3 separate regions of the Homo sapiens genome follow, and regions 2 and 3 are each linked to region 1. The links are chromatin loops, found by intact Hi-C in ENCODE. Cell type or tissue: prostate gland. All regions are shown on one strand.

The links. Hi-C counts contacts between places; a loop is a spot of excess contacts. Peaks named below come from ENCODE experiments on the same cell type or tissue, not always from the same donor. Only the 100,000 strongest peaks of a DNase experiment are listed, where the experiment ranks them.
Region 2: a loop joins it to region 1, with 3.0 times the contacts of the local background. A loop is called at or near these places in 4 of 110 quality-filtered maps.
Region 3: it touches region 1 in a loop (1.8-fold over the local background); 6 of 110 quality-filtered maps call a loop at or near these places.

Annotation. Positions count from the first base shown.
Region 1 is chr2:177,794,899-177,802,898 of GRCh38, reverse strand. The region is part of intron 9 of PDE11A (phosphodiesterase 11A); the gene reads left to right. Among named protein-coding and RNA genes, the nearest start is that of PDE11A-AS1, 130 kb to the right of the region's middle. RefSeq lists an enhancer at 4,609-5,176. In prostate gland, a CTCF peak has its summit at 3,150 (motif pointing left); no DNase peak of the experiment used is centred here; H3K27ac peaks cover 2,607 bases.
Region 2 is chr2:177,978,387-177,986,386 of GRCh38, reverse strand. All of the region lies in intron 2 of PDE11A (phosphodiesterase 11A), which reads left to right. Among named protein-coding and RNA genes, the nearest start is that of PDE11A, 90 kb to the left of the region's middle. In prostate gland, a CTCF peak has its summit at 3,006 (motif pointing left); a DNase peak (open chromatin) is centred at 1,446.
Region 3 is chr2:177,879,707-177,887,706 of GRCh38, reverse strand. The region is part of intron 4 of PDE11A (phosphodiesterase 11A); the gene reads left to right. Among named protein-coding and RNA genes, the nearest start is that of PDE11A, 190 kb to the left of the region's middle. In prostate gland, no CTCF peak of the experiment used is centred here; DNase peaks (open chromatin) are centred at 1,741 and 4,986; H3K27ac peaks cover 2,451 bases.

The DNA.
Region 1 (8,000 bases):
AAGTGCTTTTGCAGTATGAATATACCTGTATTCATAACATTTGGTTAGGCATAATCTTTTTGTTTTGGTAATCTAATCTTGCATATCAAAATGCCCCAAAATGTATTAGCTTAAAACAACAATTTTGTTATTTTTCAATAGGAAAAATGTCTTGATATATTATCACCCCAGAAAGTTCCCTTTTGCTCCGTCCCCAGGATATCACTGCTACCCCCAGACACAACCAGTGTTCTGATTCTTTCCACCATAATTCTACCTGTTCTAGAATTTCATGTAAATTCAGTTATACAATATGTACTCTTTTAGGTAAGGCTTCTTTCAACCACCATAATGCATATGAAGTTTGTCCAGGTTGGGTATATAACTTTGATGTTTTTAATTGCTAAGTAACATTTTATTATATGATTATACCATAGTTTATCCATTCTCCTCTTGATCAATACTTTGGCTATTTCCATTTTGGGGCTGTGTGAATAAAGCTGCTATGAACATTTTTGTATAAGTATTTTTGTGAACATATGCTATGATTTCTCTTGGGCTAATACCTAGTATTACTTGGTCAAAAGGTCAGTATGTGTTTAGTTTTATAAGAACTTCCAGGTATATATTTTTCCAAAGTGGCTATACCATTGTACATTTCTATCAAGTAACTATGAAAGTCTTAGTTGTTCTGCAGTCTCACCAGTATTTAATGCTATCATTGATTTTAATTTTAGTCATTCTGGTAAGTGCATAATATTCTATTGTGGCTTTAATTTTCATTTCCCTTATGACTAAAAATGTTGTACTCTTTTTCTATGTGCTTATTTACCATTTGGATGTCTTCTTTTGTGAGCTGTCCAATTTTTTTGCCCACTTTTAATAGGATTGCTTGTCTTTTTATTGTTGACTGGAAGAGTTCTTTATACATCCTGGATACTAGTCCCTGGTCAGATATATGTATTGTCAATATTTTCACCCAATTTGCAGCTTGCTTATTCATTTTTTCATGGTGTCTTTTGATAAGATTTTTTCATGGTGTCTTTTTAGCTTTGATGAAGTCTAATTTATCAGTTTTTTAATTTAAAGCTTATTGCTATTAGTGATCTAAGAAACCTTTGCCTACCCACAAATCAAGAATATATTGTACTGTTTTCTCCTCTAAAAGCTTTTTTGGGTTTAGCTTTTACATTTTGCTCTATGATTCATCTTGATAGCCATTGAGGTTCATTTTTAAATAAAATATTTATCATTTATTAAAAAGTTCTTCTTTTTCCATGGGATCACTTTGGCACCATTGTTTAAAAAATAAGTGTTGGCCCATTTCTGTTCTGCATTCTTTTCCATTGATTGTTGATTCTGAGCTCTTGCATTTAAAAAATATTTATTAACTCCAATGTGGGCTTAAATTCTGCTATTATAATTTGAGTTCTTTTGAAACTGTTCCACATTTTAACCATCTCTGTTGTTGTCTATATATTCATTCACTGAGTAAATGTTTGTTGAGCTTCTACTTTTTGGTAGTCACCATTCTCCATACCGAGGACTCAGCAGTTAAAAATCAAACAGTATTCATATTGTCATGAACCTTATATTCTAGTAAGACAGGCAGTAGACAAGTAAACAAATAAATTAGCAAGATAAATTTATTATACTGTATCATAAAGAAAATAAAGCAGGATGTTTTAATAAAAAGTGACTAAAAATATGGGGCTACTGTGGATACATTCAGGAGAGACCACCCTGAGCAAGTGACAGTTGAACTATGTTAACTCATTCTTCTGTTTGTTTTATAAATTTCATTCAAACATATTTTGCCTATATGGTTTTCTGATCCACTTTCAATGATGCTCTTTCTTCTTGTATCTTTGAAGATACTAAGCATAAGATTTCTAAAAGGTTGCATGCATGAAACAATTATCAGATGTATTAAAACATTCTCTCTGGGTTTTTAGGGTGCTTCTCTCCTTCCCTTGGACTGCAGTGTTTGCCAACAGGCAAGACTTTGGGGTTGCCCCTGAGCTCTTTTGTGGTCCACTTATGTCCTGTTGAATCTCCTTGGTTAGATATACAAAAGGGGAGCAAACTTATGTACTAATATTTAGTTACTAGGCTGATTCTCAGCATCTAGCATGTAGACATAGATCTAGTGTACTCCTGCTAGGCTGAGATGGAATATTCTTCCCCCCATCAGGTCTCAGTGGATTCTGGATCCCTTATGTATAGAAATATGTCTATGGGTCTGGTTCACCATTATGTGCCCAGTACCAGCAGCACACAGTAGGCATGTAGGAAATGTTTGTTGAGTGGATCAAGTATAGTAAAATACAAATAAAAATCATAATTAAAGTACAAGAATCTCAATCCTCAGCATACGCTGCTACGAGGGTTTTTGAATGAACTACAGTTAGGTGATTAAAAGGGCAGGCTTTAAAATTAGACTGTTAGAGGCTGGGCACGGTGGCTCACACCTGTAATCCCAGCACTTTGGGAGGTCAAGGTGGGAGAATTGCTTGAAGCCAGGAGTCTGAGACCAGCCTGGGCAATATAGCAAGATCTCATCTCTACAAAAGGGAAAAAAAATTAGCCAGGCATGGTGGCATGCACCTATAGTCCCAGCTACTCAGGAAGCTGAGGTGGCAGGATCCCTTGAGCCCTGGAATTCGAGGCTGCACTGAGCTATGATCATGCCACAGCCTGGGGAAGAAAGCAAGACCCTGTTTCAAAAAAAAAAAAGAAAAATTTTTTTAATTAGACTGTTAGGATTATTCTTAAGGTTTTTTTTTAACCTTTGTTCTGAGACTATTAGGATTTTAATTTCAGCTGTGCTACTTTTTTACCTGTGCATCTCAGGGCAGGTCAATTTCTCTGTGCTTCATTGTTCTCACTTCCCAACCTTGTGGGATTGTTAATAACGATGAAGTGAATTAACGCCAGTAAAATCTTTACCACTGTGTTCATATAATGTCAAAAGTAGTAGTTATTTATATTATAACATCCCCCACCCCCCACCATCATACAGTGCTTTATTTGCAGTGACTCTTTCCCACAAGATGAAAGCGAATACTTCAAAAACAGCTACCATTCAGTAGAAGGTGAACTGGTTAATTTTCTGGTTAGCACAGATCCTGGGTCTCTGAATGAGAGCTCAGACAGTACAGAAAGGAACACTGCCCTCTGGAGACTGCTTTCAGAACAATGCCTTCCCATCTTCTTTCAGACCAAGGGGGACTGCTTCATTTTGGGGGTGGAGATAAAGCATGGTTAAGCTACTAGTTATTTTTCTGAGTCCAGCTGCATCTGCCTTATACTTGGTGAAAATTCTTCTCATATTCTAGTAGTAGGTTATCAGTTTTAGTTATTGATGGTTTCTAGGTTTTCATTTAGGTATTCTGTGGAAAGTGGGAGAACTTACATGGAGAATCAGCCGTGAGGTATCATTTTTTAGAAATAAACTTTATATTTTATGACAGTTTAGATTTACAGAAAAATTGGGAAGATAGTACAGAGAGTTCCCTTATACCTCATACCCAGTTTCCTCTATTAAGATATGGTACATTTGTTATAATTAATGAACCATATTGCTATATTATTATCAACTAAAGTCCATACTTGATTCATATTTCCTTAATCTTAACCAAATATCCCCTTTTTGTACCAGGATCTCATTCAGGATACCCTATTACATTGATTCATCATGTCTCCTTAGACTCTCCCTGGCTGTGATACTTTTTCATACTTTTCAATTTTGTTGACCTTGACAGTCTCGAGCAAACTGGTCAGGTATTTTGTAGAGTTTCCCTCTATTAGAATTTGTTCAATGTTTTCCTCACGATTACACCAAAATTATGGGTTTGGGGGAGGAAGGCACAGAGGTTAAGTGCCATTTTAATCACATCATATCAAGGGGACATACTATCAAAATGACTTACCATGATTGATGTTAACCTTGATCGTCTGGTGGAAGTAGTGTTTGTCAGGTTTCCCCAATGTACAGTTACTCTTTTTTCCTCTTTCTACACTGTAGTCTTTAGAAGGAAGTCACTATGCACAGCTCACACCTAAGGAGTGGGGAGTTATGCTCCACCTCCTTGAAGAGGAATTATCTACATATATTATTTAGAATTCTTTTGTATGGGATATTTGTCTCTTCTCTCTGTTTATGTGTTTATTTATCTCAATATATTTATATACTCAGGATATATATACACCAATATTTGTTTTACACTTAGGGTTATATTCCACTACTCCTTTCTTCATCAGATATCATTTTATACCAGAATCCAGTAAGGTAATTTTTTAACAGCAACAAAAAAGAACTTATGTGTATGCACAAATGGTGCTTCTCTGCAAATAGTCTGCAGGGGAGTCTATGTACTACTTCTAATAATTATATCATCATTTAAATATGTTTGAAACACTTTAATGGAAACCATGAGATTTGTAAGATAAATAATCATTAATGTTACGAATGGATCACCTATTATGTGCCAAGAACTCGATTTTCACCAAAACAGCATAGAGTAGACTACGACTATGTAAATTTCATAAGCTGTAGTACAATCTCATGTGATTTCAGTCTAATAGAGGACAGAGATAAATGAAAGTATGATTACTGCCAAGTGTAACGAGCTCCAAGAAAGAGGTAGATATGTTAGGGGAAGCATAGAGGAGGGGGCATCTTGTTCAAAGTCAGACATAACTGCTTTGCATAGAAGGCAATTTCAGAGTGACAGGTAGCAGTGAGCTATACAATTTCTAAAGACAACTAGCAGGAATGCTCCATGGAGAAGGAAAGTCATAGGTAAAAGTAGGGAGAACTGAAGTAGCATGCTATTCAAGCACCTCAATGCAGACAGGGAAAAGGGCACAGCAGGGGAGAGGCAGGGCCTGAGGCTGGAGAGCTACCCGGGGTCAGATCACAAAGGATGCTTGTGTTACATGAAGGAATTTGAACTTGATTCTAAAAGCAGTGGAGAATCATTGAAGTGTTTTCAGCAGGAGAGGAACATGATTAGTTTGACATTTTAGAGAGATCATGTTGGCAGCTGAGAAGATAAAATTTATCTTAGTATTTCATAATCATACTTTTTTAAAACAAAATTGTTGATCATGTTTTTATTTTATTTTCTGTTAAATGATTTTTGTGGTTTTCCAAAATCAAATCTGCTCTCAAATGATTTGCCACCACTGTCATGGTCTAAGGAACGTACTTTGAGATCCTGGATAAGAGTTCCCAAACACAGCAGAACATTTGGAGTAACTTAACATAGTCCCCATAGTAGCCTTAAGAAGTAATTGTTATTTGGATGCATTTGTTCTGGTTTATTTGTTTAAAATTTTTCTTTCATTACCTTACATTCTTCTTATTTCTTCTGCTTTTGCTATGTTATTTTGGTCCTTTTTGAAATGCTATATTTATTAAATGCTTATGTGTCAGGCATTAATTATGTGTTTTGCATATGTATTTTATTGAACCTTCACCAAAACAGCATGGAGTACACAGTATCATTCCCATTTGACAAGTGAGCAAATTGAGGCTCAGAAAGGTTTAGGAACTTGCTGAGAGAGGTTTTGTGGCTTGCATTTCACAGCTAGAAGTAGAGCCAGGATTCAAGCTCAGATCTATCTGTTTCAAAGGGCCATGTTGTACAAATTGTACCGCAAGGGCTCTTTTGAGGAATGTCCTATCAGTTGCAGGAGAGCATTTACCACTGGAGCCCTTGGCTGCCCTGATGGAAGTGGGAGGAGAGCCAAGGTAAAGGGCCTGTTTTCTACACCGGGGGCATGCTTCTGGTTTATGAGACTGTGATGACAGTAATTAAGGGTAAATAATGAAGACTTGCCCATTGATTTAAAAGCTCAAACTGAATAAAGCACCCTTGGAAATGTATTGTCCTCCTCCTCCTCTTTTACCTCACTGAAAATTACTAACTTGTCAGTAAGGAAACTGTTTCTTTCAACCCTAATGCTTTTGGTTTTACAGTGCAGATCCTAGGAGTAATAGCCAGTGTCTCTGTTGGGCTCCAGCAGCTCACTTTTTTCTGGAGCAGTTGCTGAGTCTAAGTTAGTTGACTCAGGTCAGTTACCCCACAGTGTGCGAAAGAGAACAGCTTTCTGTAGTGGAACAGCCATGCCTTTGCCTGCTGGCTTCTCTTGTAAAACATTGGCTTATGAAAGCCGTGTTTATAGTTGGCCAAGTAAGAAACTGACATTCACTTTAGGCCCAGTGCTCAGTATCTTGATAGTGCTGTCATAAGGGGACAGTACCAGGATGCTGCTATCAAAAGGTGGCAGATCACACCCCAAATCCAACCAGAAGGAACTAAGCCTACAAACCGTTTAGAAGACATTGGAGTTACTCACCTCCCCTTCCCCCTAGATCCCCCTCCACACTGTGCTGGATTTTAACAGGTGTGAGCCCTACATTATGCACATTTCAAACTTGGTCAACCCCACACACAGCCCCTGCAGAGGTGCATCCAGAGGAGCCCAAATCTCAGGGGGAAGCCCATGCAGGTACTGGCAATGGGCTTGGGGCATTTGGGGTACCTGGGGGAATTTGAGATACCTGGAATTTAGTTTGGCTGATCCCAGGTACCTGGAATATAATCTGAATGACATCGTCCCGGAAATCCATGGACTTTTCTTTCCAGGGGATAGAAGAGACAGAGTGGAGCCCTTCAAAGCTTGGGGCCCAGGCCAACTCTCACAAGTCAGTCACCTGAGTGTCACAAAGACACTAACCAGGCTCCTGTTCTGAGTGTCTCCATCCCAGCACCTGCCTTCATTATGGCCTTAAAGTCACAGTCAGGCCTTTCCAAAAAGACTTACTGTAGCTAAAATCTTACAGCAAAGATATATATATATCACTTTAAGATATATTTCACTCCACTCTCTCCACTCTAGATCATAAGCCCCATACTGGCATCTTAAAGCAAAGATATATATATATATATATATATATATATATATATATATATAGTTTAAACAAAATAATAGTAATAATTATCTACAATCCCCAGAGACAACATGGGAGACTTTTGCTTCACGTGGCCCTCCCTAACCACCTGAAAGTATGTGATGATGCAGAGTCTTAGGGAGGTGGGATCCACATTTCTCAATACATAAAAATGATAAACACTGAGGGTGGTGGATAGCCCAGTTTCCCTAATTTGATCTATATACATTCTTTGCGTGTAACAAACACATGTACCCCATAAATATGTAAATTATCATATATCAATAAAGGGTAAAACAAAACCTGCTTGGGGTTATCTTCAATTCCCTGCCCAGTGGAAAGAGGAGAGGCCTGACTTTAGGTACCCAAGAAGGCATTTCAGAAGGTCTTTGACTAGCACCTAAAAACAAAGAGCATAAAAGCCCCCACCCCCTTCTCCATGCCCTAAATGTGTGTGTGTGACATCACATATATTGATAAACTCTGTGGCAGTTAAGCCGAAGCGGGTAATCAACACTTTCTAGCAAAAACATCTGCTCTTGGAATGGAAGCAAACAGGAGCCAATCAGAACATTGGCTCAGGTGTTGGGCCCAGAGCAGAGACTGGAGAAACCTACCTGTTGTAGCCCCTTCCCGTTCCTGTCATCAGATGTCACCAGGTGATGAATGTAAGGAAGTTTTCAAACCCTCTATTTTTATATGTCTATTTCCAAAAGTGTGTCCCACCCTAAACACTCCTCCCATTGTCCAGAAACTCCAAATTTGGCCCCATCAGACCCATCTCCCAACCTCACATTCAACTTCCGTGATTAAATTCATCCCGTAGAATGAAATAAGAATAAAGGTTAGAATGCCATTTTAAAAACCAGACACCGGCTGGGTGCAGTGGCTCATGCCTGTAATCCCAGCACTTTGGGAGGCCGAGGCAGGTGGATCATGAGGTCAGGAGTTCAAGACCAGCCTGGTCAACATAGTGAAACCTCATCTCTACTAAAAACACAAAAAATCAGCTGGGCATGGTGGTGGGCACCTGTAATCCCAGCTACTTGGGAGATTGAGG
Region 2 (8,000 bases), 180 kb before region 1:
AGCAGGCACACAGAGACTGTGAAAAGGCTTTGACCCTGCTGCTAGAGATGCTTCTGTTTGTCCTCGGCTTCTCTAGTTTCATGGCTCCTGAAGGCTGACTCTGTGCCAGGAGAGAAGACAAAGCTGAGAATGGGGAAGGGATTCAAGGATGGATTAGCCTGGTGTTAGGATCTGGAATCCCCACTTTCCTGAAGGTCTCCAGGTGGAAGATGATAACAGGTGTGTTTTACCTGTGTGTTCCCCCGATCCTACAGGGTCATGGTAATTTAGTGCTATCACTATTCTTTGCAGTGTTTGTAGTTGCATACAACAGGGTGGGGTTAATCTTACTCTACTTTTGGACAAAAAAGGACTCAGAAAGTGAGCAAAAGGATCCTTTTTGCCTTGTTTCCTTGCTGCTTGAAATAGTTTGATAGCTTCCTATTTGAGAGAACTTGTTCTAGATAAAAGGGTTTTGGTTAAAGATCACTTTGGCTTATGTTTTTTAGGGCAATTCCACCCTTCTGCAACATAATGTGTAAGCTTTAAAGAAGCAAATGCAAGCACTTGCGCATTGTTCTGCTCTTCACATAGCAATTTATAAAACTCTTGCAATCCCACTTTTTGTCTTTGTACTGTATCAATTCTTAAAACTTTAAAGTTCAACAATAGAAATCCTCTTATTTTACAGATTAAGAGACTGAGGCAGATAGAAAAGACTTGTTCAGTGAGATACACAGTGCAAAGTTTGGATGAAAATAGTGTTTCTTAACGTTGAGTTCAGAATTCTTGCATTGCCTCCATGCCACTGATTAAAGAATTAATGAATTTCTCTAAATATAGAGGCTGAATGCCCAAAATGCCATTGCAAGTGAGAAGAGAATATTATCCCTTACTGATTTTTTTTTGTTTCAATGAGTCCCCTGAAGATGAGAGGAACCTCTGTTATGCCTGTGTTCCTTGCCTTGTGTAATTTTAGTTCAAATCACAGCAACGCACAGATTAAATGAAATAGCTGGAGGTAAATTGTGTCAATCCTTCAATGAGGTATAGTAATATTAAAATTCAGAACTCTAAATGATCACTTTTCAAGAAAGCTTTACTATGTATCTACATTATTAATTTCAGTTACCAACTCTATTTGACATGTAGACATTTTAGTAGAGTTGTTGAAGAAAAAAAAGCACTATATTAACTATAATCACCTGAAGTGATAATAGTCACAGCACAGTGACTGTCAGAAGCAATTGAAGACCATTACTGGAAAAATCAAATATGCACCTGATTTCAATTATATCAAATGCCAATTGATTTATTTGTTCATTAGAGCAACTGGTTGGAGATAGCTGAGAGAAGTTGGAAGGTTCTCAGTAAGAGTTTTTGAATTTCTACTTTATGAACTGCTGGGTGGTATAATAACAACTACATAGAGACACAGAATGTCTAGGCAACTTGCCAAAGACCATAAAGCCAGTCAGCTTTGGAGCTGGGTAGACCTCAGGCACTGTGGCTGTTAACCACCATGCTTCAATCTCTGCTCTACAAGGCGAGCTGGGAGCTTTGGTAGAAGGTATTCTTGAATTCAAAACTTAGCTCTGCTACTTAGTAGTGTGTAGTAGTACTTGGCAAATTAACTTATACCTCTGTTTTCTCTTTATTAATAGAGAGAGCATTAGTCCTAATCTCATGGGGGTTTTTTGGTGAAGTTTATGTATATAATGCTATCTACTGTACTTATCACAATATCTGGCATCTAATGAGAACTTAACATGTGTAGCTTTTATTTTATTAATATGATTTTTATAACCATGGAGGAGTTAAAAATTAGCAGATACATTATATATCCCAAGGAGCTCTTGATTTAATTGGGAACTGAAACATACAATTAGGTGCAAATTTATCAAGAATAAAAACATAAAGAATACAATCCTATAATTTGAAAATGCTCCAAGGAGGCACAGATATAACCTATGTTTTCTTTCTTTCTGGAGTTGTTTTCACTCAGTTAAAAGTATATGTATGCCATTCACCCCTATCTTCAGCAATATGGTATGGTATCATGAGAAAGGTATTCATTCTATATTTTTAATATATAGTCTAAGTTTTCCCTTACCCTGTTGCTACAATCTGTTTACAAGAGCAAGCAATTTCATGCAGTTTGCTATGCATCACTTTTAGCTCTTTCCTTAGGCACCAGTCTAAAATCAGGGTAGCAGTAAGCCACTTTCAAATTATAGTGGTCTTTTCCATTCATGTCTACGTTTCAAATTTTTATATAAACCACTTCGCTTCCCAAGCTGTCCAACAATTGCACAGCAAGAGATAATCGTTTTGGTATTGATTGATAGCTGCTAAGTAGAAAAAATTTCATAGAAGGAAATACGAGCACCAGTGCATTAAAGAGAAGGTATATTGCTAATTTGTTTTATTAATTGGTGCTACTTTGGGAGTCGGTTTTGTCATGCACTTCTGATAAGAGCTTCCAATCACCTTCAGAACTCTTCATCTAGAAGGTCACTTTTCTAAGCTGTCAAAGTCAGTTGCCTTGCTTAGTTGACTGAAACAATCAGATTACACAGACTTGCTGACTAAACTTGTTTATGTTATGGCTATATCTAGTGAACTAATAATTCTTAGTTTTCTGGCTATCTTGCAGTTCAATGATAAATTCATCAGTGCCATGTATTTCAAAATAAAAAATATTAAGAAACCCAGAACATACAAAAAAGTTTCCTTTAGTCCACCAAATAGCAAAACTCTCATGCATTTATGTTTGTTTGTTTGTTTGTTTTTTAAGTAATTAATTTATCACAGTAAGTGGCTTCTTAGGTTTGGTAGATGGCCTAGAGTGTGGTTTTGATTATAGCTGCTTTATTTTCATTTATGTAATCTTTATTCATCTTTATTCTGCATTGCAGCCTCAGACTTTTCCAGTTTTCTCAAAGCTACTTGGACTGGCTCACTTTTTAGAGTAGATGTTGATTAAAAGGTGCATCAGTAGCCCATTGCTTATAGTGCCACCGTGTGGCCTTCATCCATCACTGCTGCCCACTTAACAAACACAGCAGGTCCTCAATGGGGCTGAATCTAAAATTAAGTTTCTTTAAGAAGTGCATCCCTAGCACGTGTAATTATTTGTTTTTAATCACTATTTTAGAAAACCAAGGTAAAGACAAATTACAAAGTGAGAAATGACTATTATTGAGGACAAATTAGAAATAAATTTCTAAATTTAGAAATAAATCTCTAAATTACTTAATACTGTCAAAGGGAAAATATGTTTGCTTTATGAAGTCTGGATTTATAGTTAAATTTTTCATGATTTTTTTCTTGAGACAGGGTCTCACTCTGTCACCCATGCTGGAGTGTAATGGCGCGATCTCAGGTCACTGCAAATTCCCCCAGGTTCAAGTGATTCTTGTGCCTCAGCCACCCAAGTAACTGGGATTACCGGTGTGTGCCACCCCGTCTGGCTAATTTTTGTATTTTTAGTAGAGATGGGGTTTTACTATGTTGACAAGGCTGGTCTCGAACTCCTGGCCTCAAGTGATCCATCTGCCCACCTTGGCCTCCCAAAGTACTGGAATTACAGGTGTGAGCTACCATGCCTGGCCTTATTTTTATAGTGTAACAAGAGGCTGGTGTACATTTGAATTCTTTTTTTTGGCTATCAAGAAATTACATTTTGCTAGCAGTTTTTAGAAGGCAAGAAATTAGGTGCCTTAAATATCATCTTGTTAAATTGTGAAATATTTAATCTGTTCCTCCTCATTTTGATTCTTCTTCTCCCTTCACATTGGCATATGAATCTTTTTTCTCTGCCACATGGTTCTGTCATAGGAGGTCATTAAGGCATTTGAATGAATCAACATAGCCCTAAAAACCCCCACCAAGGTGTCGTATCCCCTACTGGCCTGCATTCTGTCCCCAGAGAGTCCTATTTTTATTTCCTTTGCTAACTAATTTGAAGTCTTTTTTTAGGTTGTACCCATGATTGCAATGTTAGAATATTAAGCCTTCATAGCATGTTGCAGTTTGGGGCAAAAATATATATCATTTTGTAAAACATATGAAGAAATAGAAATTAATGTGTAGTGTTTGGGCATTAAGTTCCATGATGAGAGTGGAGTTACAATCAGGGTTATGGCAGAGAAAACTGGCCAAAAAAAATAACAAAAGCTTATATTACTCACTCAAGACATTTAAGGAGAAAAAAAGAAATTAGCTGAAAAGGATTCATTTTGATTAGTAAGTATGTAATTTATATTCATTGAAGTTCCATTAAAGAGCCGTTCTCTTCCATTCGTGATTAGTACAATTGAAGTTGTTAGACGATTAGCACACCATTCAAAGTAAGGATACATGCCCTTTCTCTGTGTAGTATATACTTTTGCAGGCCCAGTCGCAAAGGCCTGTGCCAGTTTTCTTTGCCTCAAGACCAGGAATCTATAGAATGGCAAAGGAGTCAATATCCTGCCTTTCCGGATTCAGCTAAGCGCAGGAAGGATACTCATTAAGTTCATACCTATGTCATTCCATTGAAAAGACTGAGTACTCCTTCCTTTAAAAAGAAAAGAAACAGAAAATGAATCACTAGAGAATGATATTCTACAATTTTGAAGTACTTCATGTACTAATGTATCTCCTGCAGAATATTTCTAGCAAGATAATTTCATAAATAATTGTTATAGGGTGAGTTGTGTTCTTCCCACACCCCTGCAAAAGATAAGTTGAAGTACTAACCCCAGTTCCTCAGAATGTGATTTTATTTGGAAAGAGGGTCTTTACAGAGGTAATCAAGTCAAAATGAGTTCATTAGGGTAGACCCTAATCCAATATGACTGGTGTCCTTTAAAAAGAGTCAATTTGGACAGAGAGAGACCAATATCCACAGAAGGGAAGACTCTGTGAAGAGATACAGGGAGAATGCCATGTGAAGACTGGAGTTATGCTGCCATAAACCAAAAAATGCCTGGGGATACCAGAACCTGAAGACAGCAAGGAAAGATCTTTCCTTTACAGTCTCAAAGGGAGCAGGACCCTTCTGACACCTTGATTTTAGACTTCTAGCCTCCAGAACTGTGAGACAATACATTTCAGTCGTTCTAAGCCACCTAATTTGTGGTACTTTGTTATAGCAGCCCTAGGAAACTAATACAGTAAATATTGAGCTAGTACTTTCTGCCATGCCCTTTGATGAGCACTTGACAAAAATTGTCTTATTTACATCTAGGACCAATCTCAGGAAGGCTATTATTATCTTCCCAAGATACTAACAAGTCAAGATAACTAGCTTACTGGAGGTTAAGTGATTTGCCCAAGATCACACAGCTATTAAGTGAAGGAGCTGGGATTTTAACTGAGATTGGTTTAACTCTACCTTCTGCTGTGTGTGTGTGTGTGTGTGTGTGTGTGTGTGTGTGTGTGTGTGTATCTAGTTCTCACTGGTTTAAGGTCGTAGCCACTTTCACACCACCCTCATGTCTCATTGAGAACCACCCACCTCTATTTAAAGAATTGCTCTTGAAATTCACTGACAACCCCACCTTTCATGTTCAAGGGCACAAGTAAGACTCTTCATTTCTCTGACAATAAAAGGTTGGTAATATTCTCTTGACTCTTTGTAATTCGAAATTTTTATAGCCTTATTGGCCTTTTCGCCCACGCCTCTCAAATTATTTCTGCTTTTTTCCATCACCCAAATTGTTGTAGTTTAATATGTGCAACAGAGTGAAAAATCTGCATGGAGTCAATTTTCTGCTTCAAAAGAATTTCTTTTAAAAAATCCAACCAATGTCTTCATAAAAAACTAAATAAATCTGCATTGAATTGTGTAGATGTCAGAGACACTGAACCTGGGCTAAAACTTAGAACCCAAAATTGTATCAGTGAGAATAACCCAATCATTCTGAGAACAGCTGTCTTCCAAAGGTCAAAGTAAGTGCCGTATTTTTACTAATACTTATGTCTATGTTACAGTTTGACTCCATTCACTGATCAAAAATCCAAACCAAGAAAAAAGTTTAATTTATAACAATGCCACAGGTTGATGCAGTTAAAAAAGAATTACGGTTAGACCAATAGTTACACAATACAGACAGTTGATTGGACATTAGTCATAGGATATAAAAGCTAAAACTATCAAATTAGATTTCTATTAACTCATCAGAGATAGAATTGGGAATATCGGGATAGACTTGATTTATAATGCCTAAAATTTCTCCTTAGCTGGTATTCTTCGTTTTTTTTTTAGGATGTCACTTTCTACTTATTGGTCTACCTTAAAGCAGTAGGTTTGAAACTTTTTTGACTGTGACCCATAGTCATGGCAGTCAGGGGAGGAGTTTCAAGAAGGAGGGCTATCAGCACTGTCAACTGCTTCAGAGAGATTAAAAGGATGATTAAGATAATCTTGATATTTGGGGATCATTATTTATTGAAACAAATGTTCTTACTATTGTTTGATGTTTTCACTATTGTTTGATAAAAATGATCATCTGCCGGGCGCGGTGGCTCACGCTTGTAATCCCAGCACTTTGAGAGGCTGAGGCAGGCGGATCATGAGGTCAGGAGATCGAGACCATCCTGGCTAACATGGTGAAACCCCGTCTCTACTAAAAATACAAAAAATGAGCCGGGCGTGGTGGCAGGCGCCTGTAGTCCCAGCTACGCGGGAGGCTGAGGCAGGAAAATGTCATGAACCCGGGAAGCAGAGCTTGCAGTGAGCTGAGATTGCGCCACTGCACTCCAGGCTGGGCGACAGAGTGAGACTCTGTCTCAAAAAAAAAAAAAAAAAGATCATCTGAGGATATCCATTCACACTTGAGTAATAAAGCTGTCAGAGAGATGCAAGTCCCTGGATTCCACAGAATTGAGACGCTGCATACCAGGAAAACCCTACCTCTTTGTAGGTGTTCCATGTTTCAAAAACATTGCTATATAGACAAACCACCAAGGCCTTAGGCAACTCACAAGACAGCATTTATGCATCCTGAACCTTGAGTTGGCTATCTCATAACAATATAAAAATAATTACCAACCATGTAAGCCATATTTCATTTTCTTTTTCTTTTTATATTGGTCACCCCCAACACATTGTTTATAAAGTAGGAAGAAGTCACTAGTTTTATATGTCAACCTAAAATAACAGCAGAGACAGACTTTCCAAAAAGAAGTTTATTCAGGAATAGCAAGGGATTGCAATCTGGGACATATGCATGCTATGGTGAACCATAGACACATCCAAAGGGGTTGGGGAAAGGGGGAAGCTTTTAAAGATAAAAAGGAGAAATTCATGTAAGCCATTTTCTTTCTTTTTTTTTTTTTTTTTATTATACTCTAAGTTTTAGGGTACATGTGCACATTGTGCAGGTTAGTTACATATGTATACATGTGCCATGCTGGTGCGCTGCACCCACTAATGTGTCATCTAGCATTAGGTATATCTCCCAATGCTATCCCTCCCCCCTCCCCCCGACCCCACCACAGTCCCCAGAGTGTGATATTCCCCTTCCTGTGTCCATGTGATCTCATTGTTCAATTCCCACCTATGAGTGAGAATATGCGGTGTTTGGTTTTTTGTTCTTGCAATAGTTTACTGAGAATGATGGTTTCCAATTTCATCCATGTCCCTACAAAGGATATGAACTCATCATTTTTTATGGCTGCATAGTATTCCATGGTGTATATGTGCCACATTTTCTTAATCCAGTCTATCATTGTTGGACATTTGGGTTGGTTCCAAGTCTTTGCTATTGTGAATAGTGCTGCAATAAACATACGTGTGCATGTGTCTTTATAGCAGCATGATTTATAGTCCTTTGGGTATATACCCAGTAATGGGATGGCTGGGTCAAATGGTATTTCTAGTTCTAGATCCCTGAGGAATCGCCACACTGACTTCCACAATGGTTGAACTAGTTTACAGTCCCACCAACAGTGTAAAAGTGTTCCTATTTCTCCACATCCTCTCCAGCACCTGTTGTTTCCTGACTTTTTAATGATTGCCATTCTAACTGGTG
Region 3 (8,000 bases), 85 kb before region 1:
TCACAGCTCACTGCAGCCTTGACGTCCCAGGCTCAAGTGATCCTCCCACCTCAGCCTCTCAAGTAGCTAGGACTTCAGGTGCACACCACCACATCCAGCTAATTTTTGTGGAAATGAGGTTCCACTAGTTGCCCAAGCTGGTCTCAAACCACTGTGCTCAAGCAATCCTTCCACTTTGGCCTCCCAAAGTGTTGGGATTACAAGCATGAGCCACCGCACCCAGCTGAGGAAAATCTTTTTTTTTTTTCTTTTTTAACGGCTTGTCCAGCCGACGTTTCCTAAGACCCCGTTAATCAAGAATGAAATGTTGTCCAAGTCATCTATATTCTTAATACTTTTCTATTCTTCATCTATCAATCTCTGATTATGGGTGTGTTCAAATTTTTAGCTTAACAGATTCTTCAGTATTTTTTGTCCAATTATGTAGGTTGTTGATTTAGTTGTTTGTATTAATTATGTGTTTTTGAATTTGGGATTGCAGCTGATTTGGATGGGAGAGTGTTTTTGTTTGCTTATGCCATTGCTTTCTTTCTTTCTCTCTTGCCCTCTTTCCTACCTGTCTAATAGTTTGCCCAGCTTCCTGACCCCTAATCAAAAACCAAGACTTATTCTGGTGGCTCAGATTTCCTGCTATGTAGTAATATTACACCAAGCTAGAGGCAGCTTGGTTCAGTTTCTTGGGGTGAAGCTGGGTCACCTGTTTCCCACACCCCAGCAGGAGCTGAAATTCCGACCATCACTGCCAGCCTGTTTCTGGACTTGGAGTTCAGCAGGCCTACATGTCTTCAGGCTTGTGACTTTAGAGATCTTTTCCCTCCTTTCCCTTCTCCTCCCTTTCCCTCTCCTTTTCTTCTCTCTTCCTTTCAATCTCTAAATGTCTTTCTGATTTCCTCTGTGTTTTATCAGTCTTTGCTCTGTTTTTGGAAAAGATCAGATGTGTAAAAGCATGAACTTATAGCACCATCTCTACTGGCATTCTGTACACTACTTTTATAATTAGAAAACAAAACAGTATCATTCAGGAAAATAAAAGTTTCTCCCTCCAAAAGTAAGTTTTATTTCTATTTTATTAGAATAATTCCTGAAAACAAAAGTTCTATTTGTATTTTGTGATTCTAATACTTAAAAAAACTGCTTATTGCAAATTTATGTTTTATGGCCTTTATATTTGAAGGGAATAAGGGAGAAAAAATTAATTCTGGTTGTAGAAGCTTTGATTCACCAAGATCTTAACTCTGTGTTTAGAAACTGCATTTGTGGTCTTTAAGCTAGGCACTCAGGTGTAAACTGTTCAGTTTACTGAATGGATGCCAAAAATAGAAATGAGGAATGCTGTTCTAGCCCTTTCTCCTGACAAAATTAATATTTTGCACCCTTTTGCTTCTCTTAAGTGTTTCAGTCCATTGATTTTAAGTGATTTTGTCAATGGCATTTTCCATTAGACTGGGAAGAAGGAAAGATTGCTCCATAGCTGGCTGCTGCTGTTAACATTAGGAACTATTTAGCTCCTTGAACTGAATATTCCCTGCTTACTGTTATTCCATCCTATGAACCTGTCTAAGCAATTCCTATCACTTCTCTTAGTTCTTTCCAGCTCATGCATTTACTATTATTTCTATTTATTTTTGTGTGTAGTCAAGGAAAGTGAATGTAGACATTTTAATCTTATGTCCTAAGGCACTGTCTCAAGTCCTAGTTTTTACAAGTGTTCTCTTCTCATGTATCATCTTGATGGCTGGCAGCTATTTCGTTGTTAAGAACTCTACGAAGTACTTTCTAACTAAGCTTATAAATACCTGGCTAGTGTCTGGAGTTTCTTTACAAAACTGTGAAGCATAAGCTAGCTAGGCACACTTGTTTTCTTATATCCTCCTTAGCTCCTTGGTCCTTATGTAAATGTACATACAGTTAAGCCAATGAACTAGACAGTCTTCCTGAATCCTACACTCAAGGGGAAGAGATGGGGCGAGCATCCTCCGATTGTTCTGGGGCAGTCCGTAATTCAGTGCCCTCCTTCTCAAGTGAGTTGCAAAAATTGCCTCAGCCTTTGCTTTCTATATCACTTACTTTCCATTTCCCTACCTTTCCTTCTTTGATTTTCCTTCTCCCTATAAAGAAGCCCACTTAAATTCAGTTTGATTTTTGCTCCAAGTGTTTTTCTAGTGTGCAAAGTGGAGAGTATTTAAAAAAAAATCCTCTGATGATTACCCAAACTATTATTGTTATATACACAGTCATCCCTCAGTATCTGTTGGGTATTGGTTCCAGGACAGCGCATGGATACCAAAATCTATGCACACTCAAGTCCTGCAGTCAGCCCTGCAGAACCCACAGATATGAAAGGTCAGCCTTCTGTATCTGCAGGTTTCACATTGCCCTGAATGCTGTATTTTCGACCTGCATTTGGTTGTGGATGCAGAACCCATGGATAAAGAGGGCCAATTATATTAACTGAAAAAATGTGCATATATAGTACTATATATACACACACACACACACACACACTCACATCATTAATGTATCATATTACTTGTTCATACATATTAACTCATTTTATTAATAACTGTATATCAATATAGTAAATCAACTCACATCATTAATCATTTATATGTTAAATAAACATATGTATGCATATATATATTTATATAATCTTCAACTACTGAACCCCTAACCCCACTGTCCATCTCCATTACATCCCATCCCAAATCTTCTCCACCTCTGATATTTCCTATTTAGCCAATAGAACCATCACCATTTAGTAAGTAACTCAAGCTAAAAACTGTAGAGTAGTTTCTAAGTCGTTCTCACTATTCTACATTCACTTGTGTCTATGATCTGTTGCTTCTACCTTGAAACATCATTTCTAGCCCTTCCTTCTCACTCTTTCTACCACCTTCTTCACTGTGTCTTTACTGATCTCTCACTAGGACATTTTTCTCCTGACTCATTTCTTGCTTGCAAAGAGGGCACTCTTCTTTTCAATTACTGCTTCTTTTTAAACATGCACTGGCCTCTCCTATGATTCAAAACATTGGTAGTTGTCTATTGCTTGTATAATAATGCTCACACTACCCAACATTCAAGGCCCATCACTTCTGCTTCTAACTTAACTTGCGGTTCTCCTCTCTGGTCCTCAGCCTTGCTCTATCCTTTACTTCACCTCTACCCCACCTCCCCATGGTCAGCCTAAGCATGTACTAGCCTATTAACACAAAAGATGCATATCTTTGTGCAAATAGTCCCAGTGAAAGACAAAATGCACCAGACAATGAAGATCATTTCATCTGGCTATTGCAATAGGGAGAATGCTCATTAATGGTGAACATCTCAAAGAAAAAGATGGGGTTTCACAGAAACGTATAGACAAGGGAGTTACCTACATCATTCATGAGCCTTACAGGAGTCATGAGGAAGGATGGAGAAATGTCTTATTTTGAAATGTGCTAGGGCAGAGTGGTCTGTTGAGGATAGCCAATTCTGGAACAGTGATAGGGAGATTTCTTTATCATTACTATTTTGGGGGAGCACAGAGCTCAGGTAAAGTTCAACATTGTCAACTCTACTGGCTACTCTCTGGAACCTCTCCACTCCCCAACTACCTATGGTTGGTCTTTCTGTCTTTACCTCAGTGCCCTTGAGGGCTGATCTTTGCTTACCACACCACTTGGGCTTTCTTGTCCTCTGGCTGCCAGTTGGGTTTGACAAATAGAAGGTATGAGCAGAAGATTTAAGGGCCAGAGGAGTGAAAGACATTGGGTGTAGTTATTTTCCTCATTCCTTGTTTACCAGTTCTAGTGGTGGCTAGATCTTTCCATGGCTTCTCTTCACATGGATATCAAAATCACCTCCAGGATCTCAAAATCACCCTTCCCTTCTCCCCTCCCTCCCTCTTGTGTAACCTCAGACCTAGGAGTATTAACTGCTTTCCAAAGTTGCTAGTGCCTGGGTGCCTCACCATTCCTTATGGGCTTCTTTTCACCCTACCCACACTTCTATAGCTTGCCCCTTTATTGAATTATGTTCAGTTAAACTCTTTTGAGAGTTCTCTATTTTCTCCCAGAACGAACTGATTTGTTCCCTCAGCCTGGGAAACTTCCCCCACTTGTCAGCCTAGAGCGTTCCTGCTTGTCACACAGTTCACATGAAGACTTCCTTAACACCTTCCTCTGTGCACTGGTAGCATTTTGGACATACATTGTGGTGAAACATTTGTGAACTGTTTGCTTCTCTGTACTGTGTTGTGAGTTTCTCAAGGATAGGATATGGTTTGTGCCCCTTGGTGTTTATAGAGCCTATAGCAGTGCTTGGTGCACTAAGTATTTGATAAATGCTGACTGCATGAATAAATGATTAGAGTAAATTGGCATAAGTAAGAGATTTATTAAGAAGCATAGTAAGAGATGATTGTTTAATTCATTCTTTTTCTTTTTTTTTTTTTTGAGACAGAGTCTTGCTGTGTCACTTAGGCTGGAGTGCAGTGGTGCATCTCGGCTCACTGCAGCCTCCACTTCCCAGATTCAAACGATTCTCCTGCCTCAGCCTGCTGAGTAGCTGGGATTACAGGTGCATGCCACCATGCGTGGCTAATTTTTGTATTTTTAATAGAGACGGGGTTTCACCATGTTGGTCATGCTGGTCTCGAACTCCTGATCTCAGTTATCTACCCACCTTGACTTCCCAAAGTGCTGGCATTACAGGTGTGAGCCACCACACTTGGCCTATTTAATTCATTCTTTTGCCATTTTGAGTAGTCCTCTTATAGAAAAATAGAGATTCAGAAAATTAGAAAACAAAAATCATGATTACTTAGTAGATAATTTTTATTTTGGTGCCCGGAATATCTATTTGAGTATAGTTTTTATTTTTTTAACTTGTTTTTAAGTTAAAAGAACAGAGAGAAGCCAGACCAACTAGCACTTGATAAATATCCAAATCAAAAAGACTTCTGTCCATGGAGCTTTTCCAAAGAACAAGCAGGGAGATGTTTTGTTTACTTCACTTGGCAGGTACACTCCCTTCCCCAGGGTGCAATAATCAGGGCTGATCAGCAGCAAAGGAAGCTTGAAACCAGTTGTTTTGTGTCATTGATTTAGAAACCACTTCTGATATTTCCCTTATAAGATTCTCTTTTTTACTTAGTGTGTGTATATTAATTTATTTAATCCATGTTCATTTAGTAAATGTATAATAAAATCAAAGTTGGATTTAGATAGTAAACTTTTAAAATTAATAAAACTAAGAATTATATAATTGGTCCAAGTCAGGAATAAAGCATAAATTCTATTCTATTTTATTTATGCCTTCACCTATTTGGTATTGGTCATAATTTCTGCAATGTCATTCTATATATCCCGTTAAATTATATCCAAATATTTAAGCCGTTTTTGCTGTTTTATTTTTTAACCCAGGTATCTGACTATAAACAATTTTCTCTTTGAATGCATTATATTTTCAATTCTTTTTAAAAATATAAGTTGTCTGATGCTTTGAGGAGCAGCCAATGGCCTGCCTGCCTAGAATTTGCTATTCAAAGACACTTGTGAGCGTGAAAGTGGGCACTATTAATAATTGTCCCTGGACAACAGGCTTAATTGGAGTGGAACTGTCCCCTGCCAACTGGGGATATATCCTCGAGTATATCTCTTACCACTTACCCTGGTGCCTAAAATTTCTATCATTGCAATACTGTTTCAAATTAAAAGATTATGTCTCCAAGAATCCTCTTTCTGAATATAGCTATATTACATGGGAATATTAATACATTAACCTATCATTAGCCATTAACAATTTAGCAAAAATAACTGATCTGGCCTAGAAATGGCTCTACACCAGAGAAGTTGGCAAACTTTTAAAAATAAAGGTCTGTCTACTAAATATTTTAGGCTTTGTGGCCTGCACGATCTCAATTGCAACTATTCACTCTACTGTTATAGTAGAAAGCAGGCACAGACAATACTTAAATTAATAAGTATGGCTTTGTTACAATGAAACTTTATTAATAAAAACAGGTGGTAGGCCAGATATGGCCCATGGGCCATCCTTTGCCCACTCCTGCTTTTGAGGACTGAGAGGCTGGCAGATGAATTTACATCTCCAGAATTATGTTACTTCTCAACTGTTCATCTTGCTGCCTCATCACGGACTAATGCCACATGTATATTGCCTTGCCAAATAATCTGATGACTCAGGGTCAATTTGGCTGTGAATCTAACCTCAGAGGTCAACTCACCTTGCACTTTAAATTTTTCTTCTTTAAAATGTTGCAGTAGTTGTGGTTCTCCTGAGAAACAGAACCAATAGGAGACTAGATAGATAGATGGATAGATAGATAGATAGATAGATAGATAGATAGATAGATAGATAGACAGATAGATGATAGATAGATAGAGATAAAGATATTTATTCTAGGAATTGGCTCACATAATTATGGAAGCTAAGAAGTCCCACAGTTTACTGTCTGCAAGCTAGAGAACCAGGAAAGCTGGTGATGTAATTCAGTCTGAGTTCAAAGACCAGAGAATCAGGAGTCCCAGTGTCTGAGGACAGGGGAAAAATGGATGTCCTAGCTCAAACAAAGAGACCACATTTGCCCTTCCTCTTCCTTTCTATCTGAGCCCTCAGTGGATTGGACAATGCCCACCCACATTGCTCAGGACAATCTTCTTTACTCAATTTATTGATTCGAATGCTAATCTCTTCCAGAAACACTTCACAGACCACCCAAAAATAATGTTTTGCCAGCTATCTGGGCACCCCTTAGCCCAGTCAAGTTGACACATACCAATTAACCATCACAAATGTTAAGTCTTAAAAGGTTAGAGACCTTATTTATTATTTCTTTGGTATCTCCCTGTGCTATCCAGTACTTTATACACACTGGATAATCAATATTTAACCAAAGATCAGTAAACATCAGTATCTTCATTTTTCTTCTAAAGACACTAATGAAGATTAGTATCTTCATTTTTCTTCTAAAGACACAGGAACCTAAGAATTATGATATAAGTGTAAAGTTAGGGAACATAGTCTACAATACTTTCCTCATTCCTGACACCATTTATGAGTTTTGGAGTTCCCAAGACCATGCTAAGTTTCAGTAATTTGCTAGAAGGGCTCAAAGAACTCATTGAAAGCTGTTACACTCACAGTTACAGTTTACTACAGGAAATCATACAGATTAACATTAGCATGGGGCAGAGTCTAGGAAAATTCCACATGTGGACTCTGCTCATGGAGTCATGGATAGTGTCAATGTCTCCTGGCTATCATGTGTGACAAGATGCATGAAATTTTGCCAACCGGGGCCTGAGCCTTAGTGTCTAGAGTCTTTATTGGGGCTTGATCACAAAAATAGGGTTGACCTGCCCATGCGGCTGACCTCTGACTCCTTTCCTCCAGTGGTCAACTGATACCATGTGTCCCAAAGCTCCCACCCAAATCATATTGTTGGTGTGGCTTGAAGCCCCCATTCTAAATCACACTGTTACTCTTTGCACATTAATCAGGCATTACAAGGGTTTAGAGATTATCTCTCAGGAGCCAAGGACAAAGGCCAGACCTCTCTTTAGGGAAGGTTCAGTTCTTTCCTACATACAAGGTCAATCGTGGTTCATGAATACAGTGTCTGACTTTGATCATGGCACCATAAGCCATTTTACTGGAGGACACAGCTAATGCATTCTATGGAATGCTGAAGTTGAATGATACATAGTCCTTGACTTTCCCCTTATACATTAAAAATGAATTTAGAAAACAAAACAAATAAAAGTTTTGTCCCTATTTTTCTTTTCAGCTTGTAATTTATGTTGGAGTAAGATGTTCTAACATTTTAGAAAAAAGTGTTTTTTCCTTTTAGTAGTTTCTCCAACTTCTTTTACAAGAGTTCAAACATCCTGTCATTTCATTAAGAGATGTATATATCTTATCCATTCTCTGTAGATCTACAGGTTCTATGGCTTTGAAACGCTATTATTTCCTATTCCATTTCTTATATCCCTCAG